Regions from separate parts of the Homo sapiens genome. Here region 2 is linked to region 1. A link is a loop called in an ENCODE intact Hi-C map of the cell type or tissue named here. Cell type or tissue: chondrocyte. All regions are shown on one strand. Each heading gives the region's core, and the rest is flanking DNA. Links, peaks and the distances in the headings are about the cores only. Region 1 holds the start of TRQ-CTG4-1 (tRNA-Gln (anticodon CTG) 4-1). Region 2 holds the start of NBPF11 (NBPF member 11).

The links. Peaks named below come from ENCODE experiments on the same cell type or tissue, not always from the same donor. Only the 100,000 strongest peaks of a DNase experiment are listed, where the experiment ranks them.
Region 2: it touches region 1 in a loop (3-fold over the local background); 2 of 110 quality-filtered maps call a loop at or near these places.

What each region holds. Positions count from the first base shown.
Region 1 is chr1:148,259,258-148,268,499 of GRCh38, reverse strand. TRQ-CTG4-1 (tRNA-Gln (anticodon CTG) 4-1) reads left to right here and starts at 3,321; the gene lies at 3,321-3,392. It also overlaps the pseudogene RNVU1-22. RefSeq lists silencers at 3,297-3,376, 3,544-3,729 and enhancers at 3,027-3,686, 3,491-3,786, 4,349-5,008. In chondrocyte, for the core only: no CTCF peak of the experiment used is centred there; a DNase peak (open chromatin) is centred at 5,171.
Region 2 is chr1:148,147,385-148,156,626 of GRCh38, reverse strand. It overlaps NBPF11 (NBPF member 11), which reads left to right and starts at 4,346. Exons shown (of 24, transcript NM_001385469.3): 1 at 4,346-4,877. LOC105371227 (a long non-coding RNA gene) reads right to left here and starts at 962. Exons shown (of 2, transcript XR_922068.4): 1 at 221-962. It also overlaps the pseudogene ABHD17AP1. RefSeq lists enhancers at 4,426-4,535, 4,556-4,755. In chondrocyte, for the core only: a CTCF peak has its summit at 4,516; DNase peaks (open chromatin) are centred at 4,336 and 7,354.

The sequences.
Region 1 (9,242 bases), core at 518-8,517:
AATTAAATTTGTGTATAAGGTTTTACTAAAATTAGCTTTAACATTTTAATACACCACACAAAGGTAAAATTTGGTTTTCTCTTTTGATCAAAATGTTTGTGCAGTATTAATAATACATAAAATATTTTTGTTTACTTTCAAAGTAAACTGCAAGGCAAAACAATGAAAGGGAGAGACGGATAGAGTTGGCCTCATGTCTTCATTAGTTCTTACTGTTTAGAAAACTCAGCCTCCTTTGTATCAAAGGGTGAACATTTTTGTTTTATCATTTTGGCTGAATGACTGACTATTCTAAGGTGATCTGTGATCCTATTTTGTGATGTCAAGTGTCTCAAAACTTTGATATCTGGCAAAATTTCTAAGAGTAAAATTTCTAAATTCAGCCTTTTGGGCCTCAAATTAACTTTTTGGATATTAGGTTCTTGAAGTCCAAGAGAGATATATTAGGCTTCTTAGGCTTATTTGTTATGTAGAATTATGCAAGAAGCATTGTCATATCTGAGGTGGTGTTTCACTTCCTTTGGGTTCTATTGACACAGATGTGTTGTTAATGTGTGTTCCAGGATTGTATGAGATTCCTAGAGTTCTGCTATGCTGTCAGTAATAATTATGATTATTATGTTAAATTGTTGTGTGCCACAGAAGCAACAGAATTCCCTTGTCAATTGTATCTATAACCATGGTTGTCTTAAGGCTTTTGTCATCCACAATTGTTGTTTTGCTTTGATTCTTCTTAAAAAGTGACTTATAATCAGTTACATTCCAGGCGTTGCTTCTTTGGGGAAGTCCATGAAAAGGACTCTTGGATGCAGGTTTCTGATAACTTTGGAGATTGTGCCATTGAACTTAAGAGAAAATTTCCAGGGCACTAATAGAAAGACTGATGTGTTCATAGAGATTGCTAGCTGAATATGACAGAGCACGAGTTGATTGCATGGATCAAACTAATGGAGGACTGAAATAAGTTTTTATGGCCTTTGTTTGTTTCAAACATTGTTGATTCTTCAGAGTCTGGAGAACTTGTTTCCTTTTGAGCTATTTATAGCCTGCAACAATTGAGTAGAATAGTCTTCTAAACAGAATTTGAGGCATATTTTTCTCTGTCTGCCGAATTTCCACAGAATTTGTAAACTGAATATTCTTAACTCATGACAATGTGTTTGTTTGCATAAGTTCAATAAGATTCTGTTTTCTTTTATAACAGGACACAGGTGGAGGAATTGGTAATTTTCCCAGGGCTTTGCCTGAAATGGCGTTGTGAAATATTCCAGCAAAGCCTATTTAGGAGAGCCTGTATGAACAAGGATTCTTGCTGCACTTTGTGTGGGTAATCAGGCCAAGTATATTGGACTGAAGCTTCTTTAGGTTGGTCCTGCTGTGTTTTGTCTTTAGTGGAAATGGGGAACTGGACAGAGGAAGATTGTGTTTCAGGAGAAACTACAGTATTAGATGAATGTTTGATTCCTGGGTGGCCATGCAGTCACCCATGGTGTGAAGCTGCTCAGGATGCCCCTCCTCCACATGATGCAGCCAGAAAGATGGATGATCAGATTCCCCATGATTGAGGAACTGACAAATAGAAAGTGGGGACTGAAATCAACCCAAGAGTCCCACAGACAGTGTTTTTGGATAGACATAGAAATGGACCCTTCTGGTCTTAAAGCTTGAAACTTAGGACATTTGTTTTATCTGAGTTCCTTCCTCAGCAAAGGCCTCTCAGGCCTCTCAAAAAGCGTCATAGACCTGAAACTCAGCAGATGACAGCCTCCAGACAATGAGATGCCAGACCCCTCACTCATCATGAGTGCTTCCTCACCCTTCCCTAGTTCCTCTTTTCCCACCCACAGTTACAGTTCTTCCCTGCTACATAAACCCCTCACTTTAGTTGATCAGGGAGATTGATTTAAGACTGATCTCCCATCTCCTCAGCTGCAACACCCAATTAAAGCCTTCTTCCTCAGCAATACTCAATGTCTTAATGATTGGCTTTCTGTGAGCTGAGCAGCAGGGCCTAGACCGAATTCCTGGGCTTTCAGTAACAATACGTGTTTACTTTTAAAGACTGAAATTAATGGGTCATGATATATTGAGAAACTGGAATGGCATCAACTTGGCCAATTCTGAGAAAACACACTGTGCTTAAATGTCAGGGGCCTGCCTCCTGACCTGGACAGTATATGGCTGATTTTGAGTCAAAATAGGAGAGTATGGCCTGGTTTGAGTGTTTTACAGAAATGTAAAACATGGCTGATTGCTTTTATTTTAAATCCAACAAATCTCCATTTCTGGTGAGAAAATTTTGTTAAAACCAACCAACCAAACAAACATAGAAGTATATGAATAAAAAAATAAAGGATTCCCTGCTTCCCAATCTCACTTGATTGCTGTCTTCTGTTATATACTACAGGGAGGAAGGGGGCAAGGTGCCCAGGAAGTCCCACGTCCTGTTTTGACAATCATCTGGCCTCCTTGGGCAAATGGAAAAGAGGGAAAGCATAAAGAAAATAACAGAAATTTTGCAGATATTTCATCTCCGGGCTGGGTGCGGTGGCTCACGCCTGTAATCCCAGCACTTCCGGAGGCCAAGGCGGGCGAATCACTTGAGGTCAAGAGTTTGAGACCAGCCTGGCCAACATGGCAAAACCTCATCTCTACCAAATATACAAAAATTAGCCGGACATGGTGGCCCATGCTTGTAATCCCAGCCACTGGGGATTACAATCACTTGAACCCGACAGATGGAGGTTGCAGTGAGGGGAGATCACCCACTGCCACTGCATTGCACTCCAGTCTGAGCAACAGAAGGAGACTCTGTCTCAATGAAAAGAGAGGAAGGGAAGGGAAGGGAGGGGAGGGGAGGGGAGGGAAGGGAAGGGAAGTTAATCTCGGCACAGGAAACTCTGCCACCGAAGCTTGAATGAAAGAAAGAAAGAGAGAGAGAGAAAGGAAAGAAGGAATGAAGGAAGGAAGGAAGGAAGGAAGGAAGGGAGGGAGGGAGGGAGGGAGGGAGGGAGGGAGGGAGGAAGGGAGGGAGGGAGGGGAAGGGAAGGAAGGAATTTCACCTCGGCACAGGAAACTCTATGACCGAGGCTTCAAGGGCTCTTCTCTGGCCCTAAACCCACAGTGGATTTTGCCTCTTTTTCCGGGGTGCAAATGAAATGACAGAAGTCGATCAACGGAGAGGGCAGAGAGAAAGCAAGAAGGATGGCTCCTTCCTGCAGGTCCACCTACCTTAAGTGTTGCTTGTGGAATCTAAAGAAATGCCTTAACATGGGTGGGTGGGAACTAATTCAGACACCTTTAACAACTTTATGTTGCATGGTTCCATGGTGTAATGGTAAGCACTCTGGACTCTGAATCCAGCGATCCGAGTTCGAGTCTCGGTGGAACCTTTGTGTTTCATTGGCATGGTAAGGCCGTGTTTTACTTCCTAAATGGAATGGAGATTCCGCTGATGTTCAGAAGCTCTGCGCTGCAGGTCTCGGTGTCCCTTCTGCTCCCGCTGTCTCAGCCTCGCGATGTCACCCTCTTCGTCTCCCTCTTCGGTGTTCGGGGTCCCAGAAACCGAGTTATCACAGTGGCCCGGACCACGGGGAAATTGCTGAATCATCCTGTTGGGATCACCGAGCCTGCAGGGTCCCCTTCCTGGGCGAGCCTCCTAGCCCCGTGCAATCGGAGGCCCGGACCCCCCCCGCCAGGGACCCAGCGACCCAGGAAGTCCCCACCCCTTCTCAGGGCGACCTGGGCCTCGGACATTCGGGCAACACTTGACTCATGGTCTTGTGGTATATCTACAGAGAGAAGAATGTATATTTTAGCTAGACTGTCCCCCCACAGGCCCTACAAAAGGAAAAAGAAGGAAAAATAATAAAGAAGGATATATATACCTGAAAAAATTATAAAATAATAAAAATATATATTGTATATATTTAAAATATATAAAAATTATATATTAAATATAATTATACATTTTAAAAATATATTAAAAATATATAAAAGCATATATAAAAGCATCCATTTCAAGTTTGATGACGTGTTTATTACTTTAAAAGGTCCTCCTGTGCCCTTGCAGTCAGTCCCGCCCTCCCCCTACCCCAGCAATCAATGATGTATTTTCTATCACTATACAGGTTAGTTTTACCTGTTCTAGAAATTCACCTTGATGGCGCCACACAGGATGCACTCTTTTCATCACTCGGCATAATGTTTTTGAGATGATCCATTTTATCTCATGTTTCCGTAATGTGTCCCATTTTATTGCTGGGTAGTTCGGGTAGTTGGGGTAGATCGCAGCACATTCTGCCGACAGGTGAGACTGCGATTCCGACCTACGGGCCTTGGTTAATATAAGCAAGGGCACCTGGGCGCGGGGAGAGCCGTTCCCCTACAGAAAGCAAGCGTGTTGTGTCTACAACGGAACGGGGACACTGCTCTCATCCCAAAGAACAGCACCCGTCTGCGTAGAGTTTCTACCTGGCTCTAGGAGGTGAGAACACATTCCCTGCTAGCACAGAAATCCTACAAACTACTGCGGGGGCTGCGGTTAGAAGCAGAGGCTGTGTGAAGGGTGACTCTGGAGGCTACGAAAAAACACGAAGGTTTTCACAGAGAACCCAAGAGACTGGAGACCATGAAGCAAAGTCTGCAAAAAGCAGCCCCACATAGAAAGGTTGGGGAAGAGCCCTGCGGCCACTTAGTTTGTGTTAAATAAGCTCACGACAGCGGCGGAGAGGACCGTAACGCGATACTTTCTGTTTCTCACGCTTGAGACAGTAAGGACGACACTTAACATGCCGTCAAAGCTACAAACCCATAGAAACTAAGAGTAGCCCTTCGCGTAGAGCTCACGTTTTGCACTGCAGTATCTCAGCGGAATTCACTAACGCAGCCCCCCCCACTACCACAAATTATGCAGTGGAATTTCCTACATTTAGGAAAATCGCAAGAATCAGTACACACAATAGAAAAAACCTCACTCTGGAAAAACGATCTTCACAATACTATCTTCCCTCCCAGGTAACTACGGATTTGCACACCTCCGCCCCGCCACAGCTCCATACGCCTCAACCTTTACACGCACGGTCACTTGCCCCGCGCGTCCCCGAGCCCTCCTAGCCCTGACACACAGCTGGGACTCTGAGGTCCGACCAGCTGTCCTGGACTCGCTCCCACAGCACGGAACTCCTTCGTGGCGAAGCAGCAGGTGGAGAAGCAGCGGCCCCTGCGCTGCCTCATCTACATAGAAGTCGCCCTATCCGTGATGTCACCGACAGCGCCTTTCCCGTCTCCGTCAACTTTCCCGCCCCATCTTCCGCCACTCAGCCGACTAACATGCTACCAGAGCCTGTCCACCCTTCTTCAAATAATGGTTTGTAATGCGCAGACTAAAACATGTTGGATTACACAAGAAACCGGTTCTCTTCCCATCGTTATTCTTCTGATGTAGCATTCTACTTGAAATTGGAAGCCGTTCAGTATCAGAGAGAAACCATATCTATGAAACTAGAGATGCTGCTCAGATGACTGCAAACCAGCCATCCTTACTTGTTTTACCACTAGTAGTGTTATAAGGACAGTGGTCCAATTTCATGAATCTTGTAGGGTTTTTTCAAATACAGCAATGTACAAATATGCTGTCCCAGCAGAGCACGCTGGACACGCAGGCATGGTGCTGGAGTTTGTCATCTCTTCCACCTTCTCTAGACCTTAGCACTTAACCTCATGTTAGCACTTTATATTCTGCAAAGAGAGAAACAAGGTGGTCCAAATTTGGAGAAAAAAAAATTGGGGGGAAATTTTGAGGTGCTCAACTGATTACTTTTAATCTGTAGAATACAACCCCAAACTCTGACAATACTCCACAGACTCCAAATCTATCAGGCGAGTTTTTCCTGTCCTTTGCTTTCATATAAATCAAATCATAAAGTGTGTAGTGGGTTTTGTGGGAATATAACTGCCCAATGGGTTCACGTTGCCTGCTGCCTAGACAGAACCAATTTATCAAGACAGGGGAATTGCAATAAAGAAAGTTATTTACCCAGAGCCAGCTGTGTGGGAGATCAGAGTTTTATTATTACTCAAATCAGTCTTCCTGAGCATTCTAGGACCAGAGTTTTTAAGGATAATTTGGTGGTTGGGGGCCAGTGAGTTGGGAGTTCTGATTGGTCAGGTCAGAGATGAACTTACAGGGAGTTAAAGCATGCTCTTGAGCTGGGTCAGTTCCTGGGTGGGGGCCACAAGATCAGATGAGCTGGTTTATCCATCTGGGTGGTGCTAGCTGATGCATCGAGTGCAGGACTACAAAATACCTCACGCACTGATCTTAGGTTTTACAATGCTGATGTGATCCCCAGGAACAATTTGGGGAGGTTTAGAATCTTATAAGCTGGAGGCTGCATGACTTCTAAACCATCATTTCTAATCTTGTGACTAATTTGTTAGTCCTGCAAAGGCAGTCTAGTCCCCAGGCAGGAAGGGGGTTTGTTTTGGGAAAGAGCTGTTATCATCTTTGTTTCACAGCTAAACCATAAACTAAGTTCCTCTCAAAGTTATTTTGGCCTGTGCCCAGGAATGAACAAGGACAGCTTGGACGCTGGAAAAAAGATGGAAGCAGTTAGGTCAAACCTCTTTTGCTGTGATAATTGTCCCAGTTATAATTTTTGCAAAGTCGGTCTCAGGAGCAGAGGCATAGGTTTGACTTCTTTCACTCAGTCTTACATCTATGAATTTTTCATGTTATTCATGTGGTTATTTGTTTCTGTGCGTATTCCTTTGTATGAATATAGGCCAACTTATTTATTTATTCTACTGTTGCTGAACATGTTGACCTAAAAGAAAGACCCTGAAGCACAAAATATAATTTAGAGTTTACTTGAGCCAAAGTGAAGGCAGCTGCCGGGAAGACTCACACCCCAAGAACCTTGGATCTGAGCTCCCTTTGGCCTTTGTCACAAACAGGTTTTTAAAGGTCAAAAAGGGGGACACACAATGAGCTGATGGAAAGGTGGCTGTCAGGAATTCTCATTGGTTTTCAGAAATAGTGTTGATGAGAGCTTGGCTATCCGTTGTAATAGGGTGTGGGATACAGTGTTTGGTGTGGCATTATTAGATTAATTTACAGCTAACTGGGGTGATAGCAAACAGTTTCAACAGTTGAATACATAGCTCAAAAGGAAGGAAGCAGAAAGTGGTTGCTGTCTTGATTTAATGTGTCTCTGATCATGTGAAGTGGCTCACATTCCTCAGATAAGAATTCTTTAAAAAATCTTTCTTCTTGAAAGCACTGATGATCAAAAGCTCAGCCAAGGTGTCCCTCTTTGCCAGGAAGGCTCATTCCCAGATAGTCTTTCCCACGCTGAGGGCAGGGGAGGAAAGGAGCTGCCTCACTGAGGAATTTTTAAGAGCACCCAAAAGCCCAATTGAAAGGGTGACACCGAGTAGAAAAAAAAGAAAAAGAGAAGAAAAGAAAAAAAAGAGGAGAGAGAGACCTTAGTTAAGTCTGCAGCTATCACTTGTTGAATCATTTCTAGTCTTCAGATACCATAAAATCAGTTTTCTCAGAAGTAAAGCAGTAAATATATAGCATTAATTATTTGAATAGTACACATATAATTCACACAAGAATGAGAATCACAAAGAGAATCTGTATGCCAGAACAGTAAGGGAACCTATTCCATTAGGGAGCCAACGAAAAACATCAGGGAAAACATCACATCCCAGTTCTTCTTTCATGATTTCTTGTAGCCAAATGACTTCTAATTTTTTCTAGATGAGGTTCTACTTCATGGGAAGTATTTATTTATGTATATGCAACCAGAGGTTGTAAACACCACACATCCACCTCCCTGCTCAGCTAAATCTATCATCTAAAGCGGGCTGCGGAGGCTGCTGCTGCTGGGGCTCTCCCCTTGGTGTTCTGGGCTGCATTGTACTAAGTGGAGAAGGTGGTTGTGGGCAAGCGTTGTGCAGAGATCACAACCAGGTGGGCAGGGGGCTGCTCTCTCCACACTATCAGTTGACAATGTACAATTCCTTCTATGAACTCTTGTAAGTGCTGCTGTATGTACCCATTGTTTTTGTTTTGTTTTGTTTTGTTTTTGTATTTTGAGACAGACTCTCTGTCTCCCAGGCTGGAGTACAGTGCCACGATCTTGGTTCACTGCAACCTCTGCCTCCTGGGTTCAAGCAATTCTCCTGCCACAGCTTCTCAAGTTGCTAGGACTACAGGCACATGACACTGCACCCAGCTAATTTTGTATTTTTAGTAGAGATGGGGTTTCACCATGTTGGCCAGACTTGTCTCAAACTCCTGACCTCAGGTGATCCACCCACCTCGACTGCCCAAAGTGCTGGGATTACAGATGTGAGCCACTGAGCCTAGGTTCTACCCATTTTTAAATAAGGCTAATAGTGTCTTTGAAAATATTTGTCATCTAAAGTGATGCAATTATCTAGTACAACCTTAGCCAGTGAATGAATAGCTTTTTTTTGAGCTGTGAAAGAGGCTACAGTTTTATCAGCAATATTTCTTTCTTTCTTTTGTCTTTCTTTCTTTCTTTCTTTTTTTTTTTTTTAAGACATGGTCTTGCTATGTTGCCCAGGCTAGATTTCAGTGGTGCAGTCTCAGCTCAATGCAGCCTCAACCTCCTTCTCTCAAGCAATCCTCCCACCTCAGCCTCCCAAGTAGCTGGGACTACAGACATGCACCACTATGCCTGGCTAATTTTGGTTTGTGTTTGTTTGTTTTGTTTGTTTGTTTAGAGACAGGGTCTCACTATCTTGCTCAGGATGGTCCCAAATTCCTACGCTCAAACAATCCTCCCACCTGAGCCCCTCAAAGTGCTGGGATTACAAGCATAGGCCCCCAAGCCTGGACTCTTTATTTTTCTTTCAAAGAGGAAGAGTGGCTCTGTCGCCCAGGCTGGAGTGCACTGTCACTGTCATAGCTCACTACAGCCTGGAACTCCTGGGTTTAAGTGATCCTTCCACCTCAGCCTCTGAATCACTGGGATTATAGGCCAGAGCCACCATGCCCAGTTTTTATCAGCAATGTTACCTAAGGCTAAAGAAGGATTTCTAACCATGGAAAGCAACATCCCATCAAAGCAAAAGCATGCTCCCCTGAAAATGTTTGGAGTTATTTCTTAATGGCCAGGCAGATAATTAGCAAATTTTCCCCCAACAGGATCTCCATCTATTACTAAAATAGAGTGGTGGGCATGCCTAGTGAAAAGCTTGAGGAC
Region 2 (9,242 bases), core at 675-8,674, 110 kb after region 1:
CCCTGCCCCCTCATGCCTGCCCATAGCACTAGAGATTATCTTTAAGGAAAAAAAAAAAAAAAACTATGAGAGGTTATACCAAACGGAGCATTGATGGTTCAGTAATAGAATTGTCAACTCCCACGCTGGAGACCAGGGTTCAACTCATAGGGTGAATGCATCTCATGTCTGAATCTCCTCTTGCTCCCTTCTTTCTTTCCTCCCTCCCAAGCTTACATACCTTTGTTACCGGCTGGTGTTGTGAAGTCCCAGGTTCTTGGTGTCTTTAACAAAGAATTGGAAGTGACACACACACATGTAGCAAAGCAGCAAGAGACTTATTAAGCACAGTAACACTCTCAGAGAGGGGAGAACGGGCTGACTTCTGCAAAATGAGATCAGCGTCAGTTTGGTGAACTTTGGGCTTTGGGTCTTTTTACATGTTTTTTTTTTTTTCTTTTTTCTCCTCTTCCTGGGGCTGCCTAATCTCTACCCAGCATGTGCCTTCTGATTGATAGGTGGGTTGCTTAGTTACTTGGCCCCTGTGTGCTTCCGCATCACCTCCATCCCATAATTTTAAGTACACCCATGATATGCAGTCCATATGCATTAGCTTTAATGAGCTGATTATCATACGGGGTCATTTTAAGGCTACTTTTTCTCTGTCATATGCATGCCTTTTACTGGTTTGTTCTGGATCCTGCCAGCCATAAACTTTTACTCACTACTCCATCTCACTTTTGTTTTCGCTGCTCAACTTCTGCTTATCTTGCTTCTTGCTCACCCACCTCTTTATCCTGCTTCCGCTCCTACTCAGTTCACCCTTTATCCAACTTCCACTTCCCTCTGCTGTTCTTCTGCCTCACCTTGACTCCTCGTTGCTTGGCCTGTTGCACACCAAATTTACTGCAAATAAAACTCTCTCTGATGATCTTCTACTCCACCTGTGGAGTTCCACAGTATGAGCAGCAGAGTAGCAGGAGCTGGAGCAGAGGTGGTGTTGGGTGAAACTCACACAGTGAAATTTCACTTATGCAAATGCTCAAGCACTTGTGAGAGGTTAGAATTAGCTCTTTCTTTGGAATGAACTATTTCAGTGAGATGTTAAGCTTACACTTAAAGTGTAAGCTCTTTCACCAAATTAATTGATGTGCTCAGGGTGAGTGAAATAAAGGGGTAAACCAGGATTAGTGCTGCAGGGTCAGAGCTAATGACACAAGCTTCTCTCCTCAGGTCTATTCATTTGAGATACATCTCAGGCACTTAAGCACAGCAATGCTACGTTGGTGCCAATTATATACATACACACATATAAATATATAAAAAGCATATAATATAAACATTACATATGTAAATATAAATTGTACCAATAAAATCAACACCAAGCTTGTTTTTAATCATTCACTCAAAATGTATTGAACAGCTACTGTGCAGTGTTGGGACTCCTTAGAAACTTAAGACAAAAATATTGGGCGTGATAGTGTGTGCCTGTAGTCCCAGCTACTCAAGACGCCTAGGCAGGAGGATGGCTTGAATTCAACAGTCCAAGTGCAGCCTGGGCAACATAGTGAGACTCAGTCTTTTTTTTTTTTTTTTTTTTTTTTTCTGAAATGGAGTCTTACTCTGTGGCCCAGGCTGGAGTTCAGTGGCACAAGCTTGCCTCACTGCAACCTCCACCTCCCGGGTTCAAGTGATTCTCCTGCCTCAGCCTCCCAAGTAACTGGGATTACAGGCATGCGCCACCACACTCAGCTAATTTTGCATTTTTAGTAGAGATGGTGTTTCACCATGTTGGCCAGGCTGGTCTCGAACTCCTAACCTCAAGTGATCCACCCACCTTGGCCTCCCAAAGTGCTGGGATTACAGGCGTGAGCCACCGTGCCCAGCCAAGACCCAGTCTTTAAAATAATAACATAAAATAAACCCATAAACCTCAAACAAAAAGCAAACTATGATTTCAATCATTGTGAAGCTCTTGATCTAGTAGATGAGTTATATATATATATACCAAAAATATTACAATTTCAGAGAAGTGCTATAGGGTCTAATATTTAATAACTTATGGCATTTGACTGACGGTAGTCAAAGCTCTTCCCCCATTTTCCAGGGGGTATAAATTAAGGAAAGTTATTTAGTATTTACTAAATTTGGGCTTCTTCATATGCAAGGGGGTTATGATAATAATACCTACCTCGTGAAGACAGTATGAGGACTAAACAAAATTGTGTATGTATAGCTTTGGCCAATACCCATAGACACTGAGCGCTCAACTAGGTGTTAGCTACTAGATTTTAAATTTTAAATTATTTTTATAGTTTTTAAGATAAAATTTACATTCATTGAAATGTTAACTGAATTTTTTGTAATTCCTACCCCTATCAAGACAGACCATTTTTAGCACCCAGAAATTTCTCTTGTGTGCCTTCCCAGTCAATATCCTGTTAGAAGGAACTGCTGTTATGATTTTTTCACCACAGATTAATTTTGCCTTTTCTGGAATTTCAAATAAATGGGATGGTATGCACTCTTTTGTGTCATTTATTTATCTTCACATACTTTAAAATAAAAAGGTCCAATTGGGGATGTAGTAAAAACCTCTTTCCCACCAGTAGCCACCAGTCAAGAGTCTTTCTTTCTCTCTCTCTCTTTTTTTTTTTTTTTTGACAGGATCTTGCTCTGTCATCCAGGCTGAAGTGCAGTGGCATGATCATGGCTCACTGCAGCCTCTCAACCTTCTGGGCTCAAGCAATCCTCCCACCTCAGCCTCCCACACAGCTGGGACTACAGGTGTTTGGGACTACCAGCTAATTTTGCTTGTATTTTGTGTAGAGACAGGGTCTCACCAAGTTGCCCAGGCTAGTCTCAAACTCCTGAGCTCAAATGATCTGTCAGCCTTGGCCTCCCAAAGTGCTTGGATTACAGGCATGAGCCACTGTGCCTGGCTCGCTCTTCCTCTCTTGAAGCAACCAATGTTATTCGTTTTATGTGGACCATCCCAGGGCTATCATTATTAATTCAGGTGTTTATACAAGGCTCTCTGAGAACTCAGTTTTAAAGATTACCCAAAGAGTCCCTGCAACAATCCAGCCTAAAACGATATAAAATCAGTTTTAATATAACTGAAGTTTTTAGATTCTGCCTCCAAATATCAGATTGTGACATTTTACCTTTCTCTGACTTTATGCCAAATTTACTTCAACTTCTAGCATCTATCGTTCTCATTTAGGAACAAATATGTATTTCACAAATGTGGAAATACAACCATGAGCCAAACAAAACCAAATCCTGGACTTACGGAGCTGATGGTAGATTCCCCAACATAACCACTTGATTACAGTTTTATGCAATGTGATGGGAGTAAGGGACCACCGTAGGGAGGTCAGAAGTTGCCTCTCAGAGGTGGAGACTACAGCTGTCGTCAGAAGGATGAGGGTTGGAAGAATCTTCAGGCACAGAGCAAAGCATGAGCAAAAGCTCTGTGGAGTCCAGGAAGCTGAGTAAATAGGGAATAAAAGAGGCCAGTTTGGCTGAAGCAGAGAGAGCAGGATGGAATTGGTCTGACCTGTAAGAAGACATGGAGAGGTGGGCAAAGCGCCTGGCCATTCAGGGCTTGGTTAGTTAGGAGGTTTTGTCTAAGAGAACGGGAAGGTGTTTAAGTGGTTTGGGCTGGGAAGTGACAGGGTCACATTACATTTTGAAAAAGCCACTCTGCCTGTTGTGTTGAGATTAGAGAGGCGATAAAGGGGATATGGGTAAACCACAAGGAGACTAGGTCAGTAGTCCCTCCACCCCCACTCCCCAGGTGAAGGTAGCCTAGACTAGGGTGGTGATGGAGGAGGTAGAAGAGGACAGATTCAAGGAAAATTTGGAAGGTAAAAACCAGTAGGATTTGCTGATGGACGGAATATAGGAGGGGAAAGGTAGATTATCAGGGATGTATCTTAGTTTTCTTATAGAAGATGTATTTAGTTGCAATGCAATTGTTAATTGAAATTGACTTTAAATAATGGCACGACTTAAAATTATGCAAACATTTGCCTTAGATAAAATTTCAAGTTTTCAAAGTTTTTAGCTGGGTAGATGGCATGGCTTTACTTCATATTTCTTGGTATTTCCTAATCTTGTTAAAAAAAAAGTTTTTCTTTTTCTCAAAGGCTTATTTCAGTGGAAGCCCATCTGCGAAATCTGTTATAAATTTAAATTAGAAAATAAATACAAGTGCCATTGACACGTTGGTTATTGTTTTTGCGAGTGACCTAAGGCCACCTCTCGCGGGAGCTGGGGGCTGCCTTCCGACTCCTGTGCGTCTGCGCCGCGGGCCGAGCCCGGAAGTCAGACTATGGGGCGGTGCGGCAGCGCGAAGCCTGCAGTCCTAAACGCGGGGTAGCTCCGGGCTTCCGAGGGGGTGTGTCTCCCGCCTCTTTAACCTGGCAGGGGCGGTTCAAGTGGCCGGGGAAATCAGCGAATTGCAGGGTCAAGGGCTGGTGCTTTGAAAGAGAGGCGGAGGGGAGAGAGGGATTTTCCCGTCCCCGCTGCGCTCTGTCCTCCATTACTCCTTTTCTCGGCCCGCGGCCCGAACCCGCTGTGCGGTAGAGGCAGCCGGGTCCCTTTAAGGCCCAGCTGCGCCTGTGCCTTGGGCTCTCCTGACACGGCCCATCCGGACCCTGAGGAGCCAGCGGGCCGCAAGCAAGTTGCTGGGCGGCGGTGGAGATAGCGGCGGTGCTGGGAGGGGTAGGTGAGGGTCGCGAGGCTGCCTGAGCTTCTGAGTGAGCCTGGTGATTTTGGGAACGCGGGACGGGCGACCTGCGGCGCCAGGAGCGGGGCCGAGGTACGGCGGCACGGCTGCAGCCTGGATGGGAAGTTCAAGTTTACTGCGAAGTCCACCCAGCGTTCCGGAGGTGAGGGCGCCGCGCCAGGCCGGGCGGGAGGTGAGTCTGGGACCTGCGGGCTCACAGCTGGGCTGAGGCGCGGCGGGCTGGGCCGCCGCAAGTTTTGTTAGGCGAGCGGGGCGGTTGCGCCGGGCACTGCCGGGCTCCGCAGGGCTCCGCCGGGGCCTAAGTTCCCTGCGCTTGATTCCTCGCCTGCCGCTGCAGCCCGCAGCCCTCCTCTCGTGGGCGCTGGGGAAGAAACTCCCTGGCAGGTGTTCTGTGGCATCCCAGGGGGTGGAGGGACGGAGCAGCTTCGGGGGCACGTCTTCGGAAGTCCTGTGGAGCACACTGACTTCGCACCCCACCCTCGAGGCCGTTCTTTCTGGGAACTTGAGGGGCAAGAGCGCTCGCGCCCCTGACTTGCAAAGTTGGGGTCTTTATTGGCCTCCGGGATTCTGCTCCTGGCGGTGTCTCCAGGCTGGTGATGGGCAAGCCAGGTGTGCCAGGTCCAGGATGCATGTGAGGAGCGTTTGTAGCGATCACTGAATCATCTCATGACTAGCGGGGCAAGCCTCCAATTAACCACAGGATTTCTGGTAGGTTGGACTGTGGTGTTGGTGTTTGCAGTCCAAAGAGTTGCTGTGATTTTTCTGTGCCTGTCTGTCTTTCTTTGAGGCTTCTTAGATCATCTCATTTGGCGTCCTTTCACCCAAGAGTTAACCAAGCGAGGAATGGTTTCCTCGCTTTCCTCCTACCTTTTGCTGGTGGAGCTGCTTTCGAAAAGAAGCACTTTAAGAGGCCGACGCGGGCGGATCATGAGGTCAGGAGATTGAGACCATCCTGGCTAACACAGTGAAACCCCGTCTCTACTGAAAATACAAAAAATTAGCCGGGCATGGTGGCAGGTGCCTGTAGTCCCAGCTACTCGGGAGGCTGAGGCAGGAGACTCGCTTGAACCTGGGAGGCGGAGGTTGCAGTGAGCGGAGATATCTTGTCACTGCACTCCAGCCTGGGTGACAGAGCGAGACTCCCTCTAAAAAAAAAAAAAAAAGCCTTTTCTTGCAGTGGTATCTTTTCTTTGAGTTACAGTGTTGTTCATCCTTTCTTTGCCGAAAGAATGAATACCAGTGCTTCACGAAGTTAAGGAAAACTGATGTGCTGGTGGTTTTTAATCTTTGTTCTGAGCTGTTATGCATTAATAGCTTTCTTTTTGTTTTTAAATTTAATTAGTAAAATTTCACCAGTGAACCAAAAGCTCTTTTTTTTTTCTATTCTAAAATGCTAGCTTTAAGATTTCTGAGAACTTTGTGTCAAAGAAATCTTCGAAAAGTTACTGAAGTATACAGAAGAAGTTCACAATTTTAAACGTGCAGGTGATCTGGGCGTGGTAGATCACACCTGTAATTCCAGCATTTCGGGAGGCCAAGGTGGGCGGATCACTTGAGCCCAGGAGTTCCAGACCAGCCTGGGCAACGTGGCAAAATGCCATCTCTACTAAAAATACAAAAATTAGCTGTGTGTGGTCAACAGAGCCTGGGAGGTTGAGATTGCAGTGAGCAGTGATCGTGCCAGTGCACTCTGGCCTGGATGGCAGAGTGCAACCCTGCCTCAAAAAAAAAAAAAAAAGTACAGGTCATGTGTTTTTACTAAATGAACCACCACAGATTAAGAAATAGAACATTACTATATTGGGGTATATATGTAGAAGTGGCATTGTTGGTTTTAGAGCTATATGAATGATAAAACTTTAGTATTACATATGGCTGAACATTTTCCCAAAGTGTTTTATCAGTTAGCAGGGAATATTCCAGTTACCCCACATCCTTGCTGATGCTTGTCAGTTAAAAATTATTTTGTTATTCTCGTAGAGGTGCAGTAATATATCAATGCGGTTTCAACTTCCATTTTCCTGGTATTGAGATTGAGTATCTTTTATTGCCATTTATATGTCCTCTTTTATGAAGTGCCTGTTAAATCTTTTTTTTTTTTTTAATTTTAAATCTTTAATTTCCGTTTTCACGTATTTTCTTCTTGCTTCCAAAAGGAAAGGAGTGCGTAGCTCTGTTGCCTGTACATCGTCCACAGCCCCTGGGTCGGGGCGGGGTCCCCTGGGCCGCCCGGGGGGGTCCACATGCAGCCCCTGGGTGGGGGCCGGCGCGGGGTGAGGTCCGGGGGCCGCCTTATTGCTGAGGTCCGGCTGGTTGGGGCCGCCGCTAGGCGCGCTGGCTGGGCAGCTCCTGGGAGATGAAGCGACGCAGGCGCTCCAGGTACTGGCTGTAGAGCTCGATGTCGTTGTGCCCGGCGCCCTCCACCCACAGCGGCTCCACCGCCTTGGGGCAGCGCTCGTAGAGCGCCAGCCCGTGCGAGAAGTCGATCACCTCGTCCTCCCTGCCGTGGATGATGAGCACGGGAGACGTGATCTTGGACACCTTCTCGATGTTAGGGAAGGCGTCGAAGCAGTAGGTCTTCTTGGTGTCGCGGAAGGCGACGCGCATGCCCGAGGTGAGCGGCGAGTGCAGCACCACCGCGGCACACTCGTAGCGCGAGGCCAGGTCCATGGTGGGCACCGTGCCGATGCTCTGCCCGTACAGGATGATGCTGTCCGGGCTGATGCCGTACCTGGCGGCGCCGGAGCAGGGTCAGCCGCGGCCTCCAACGCGCGCGCACCCTTCCCACCAGCGGGCGTCCCCGGGCCCAGCTCCGGATGCGACCCTCCAGTCTCCCCACTCAGCCAAGTCAGTGGGTCAGGCTCAGGCTCCACACCAGTCCCGAGGGCCACCCCCAGCCCCCAACACCGTGGCGGTGGGCGAAGCCAGCGGCCCCGCCCCGTTCCCTGCGCTGCCGTTCACTGGCGTTTCCTAGCTAGGATCTGCAGGGATCCTGCCTACGGAGTGCCCCTGGGGCGGGGGTAAGGGAGGCCCTGGCGCCTCTCCTCCTCCTGGTCACCCCTAGGTGCACACTGGGAACTGTGTGGCCCCCACATCCTGAATGCTTCATACCTTCCTGCCCGGGTTAGAAAGCCGTTCCTGGTGCACTGGCCAGGACAGCGGACACTCTTCCTCCCTGCAGCCCTTGCCCACCCCCTTGGCCATGAGGAATTCAGGCAGCTGTGTCCCCAAATGTCTCCACCCAATTTTGGACTCTCGGAGTCCCCACGCCCAGTGAGATGCCAGTGCAACCCAGGTCAGCATCGAGGGTGGTGGCTGCGGAGGTGGCACCCCCTCCCACCAGCACCTTCCCTTGGGAGTGGACAAGTCCTCGGCCACCTCAGCACCACCAGCTCCCACCCAGGGGCACCCTCACCCCCAGGTCATTGGTGTGCGGCCCCTGACCCAGCTGATCCAGCACCAGTTACAAGGCCTCCTCGTGCCCAGTCCCAAGCACGCGGGACCCACCTGCCACCCTGCCCATGCCGGGACCCCACAACTCTCCTCCCACACGCTCTAGGCTCTGATCCCAGGCAGACGCCCTCTTGCAAGGCAGGAGCATGGGCAGGTGTGCGTCCCCTCTGCCTGGCATTCGGACTCCACCAGCAGGGCTGTCCCCGTCCCTGGCCTGGAATCCCAGCCTCCTGGCAGCACTCCACAGCTCGCCACTCACCCATGCCCCAAAGGATGCTGCCTGGCTGGTGCCTGTGGCCCCAGCTCTGCCTCGGCCTCCCCGGCCTGCTCCCTGGCAGCCATGGTCAGTAGTGTGCTGAGCCAGCCCAGCCCTGCCACCTGCTACAGGCAGGAGCCCCCAGCTGCCACCTGGATGTCACCACTCAAACGAACGGGACACATCCCCAGTGGAGGCCCTGGGCACGCTCTGGCCTCCCCCTCATGGCTCTGGGCCTAGGTTCCTGCAGGACAAAGGGGCAGCAGGACAGATGGCCGAGCAGACAGAGCTCAGAGCTGGCCATGGCAGGTGTGACTCTGCCAGTGGCCCAGGCAGTAGAGACAGGAGGGGCCGAGGAAGCCGCATGAAGTGGTGATTGGTGTCAGCGTCCCACAACTGCCGGGAGGCCCCTGGAGCCAGGGTGGTGCCAGGGGACCAGCTCCCAGGCCCACAGCAGGGACTGCCTGCATATCACCAAGGCAACGACGACCCCACCTCCCTAGGGCCTCTGACTTCTCAGAGCTGTGCCTGGTCCCTGCGGGAGCAGGTCAGACCAGTGGGCTGGGCAGGGCCAGGACGAGACAGGCCCAGTGGATGGCGAGCAGGAAAAGCCACCAGAGGCCCAGCCGGGTCTCCTCGTCCAAAGCAGCACTGGCCCGGGCGCTGCTCAAACACCGGTGAAGGGCCCAGGCAAGCACAGGGCTGGGGACGTGGATGACTAGGAGGGCTGGATCTGGAATCGAGGCTGGCCCAGACCTCGGATGTGTGCTGCGGGTCTGCACCTTACCCTGTAGGCCC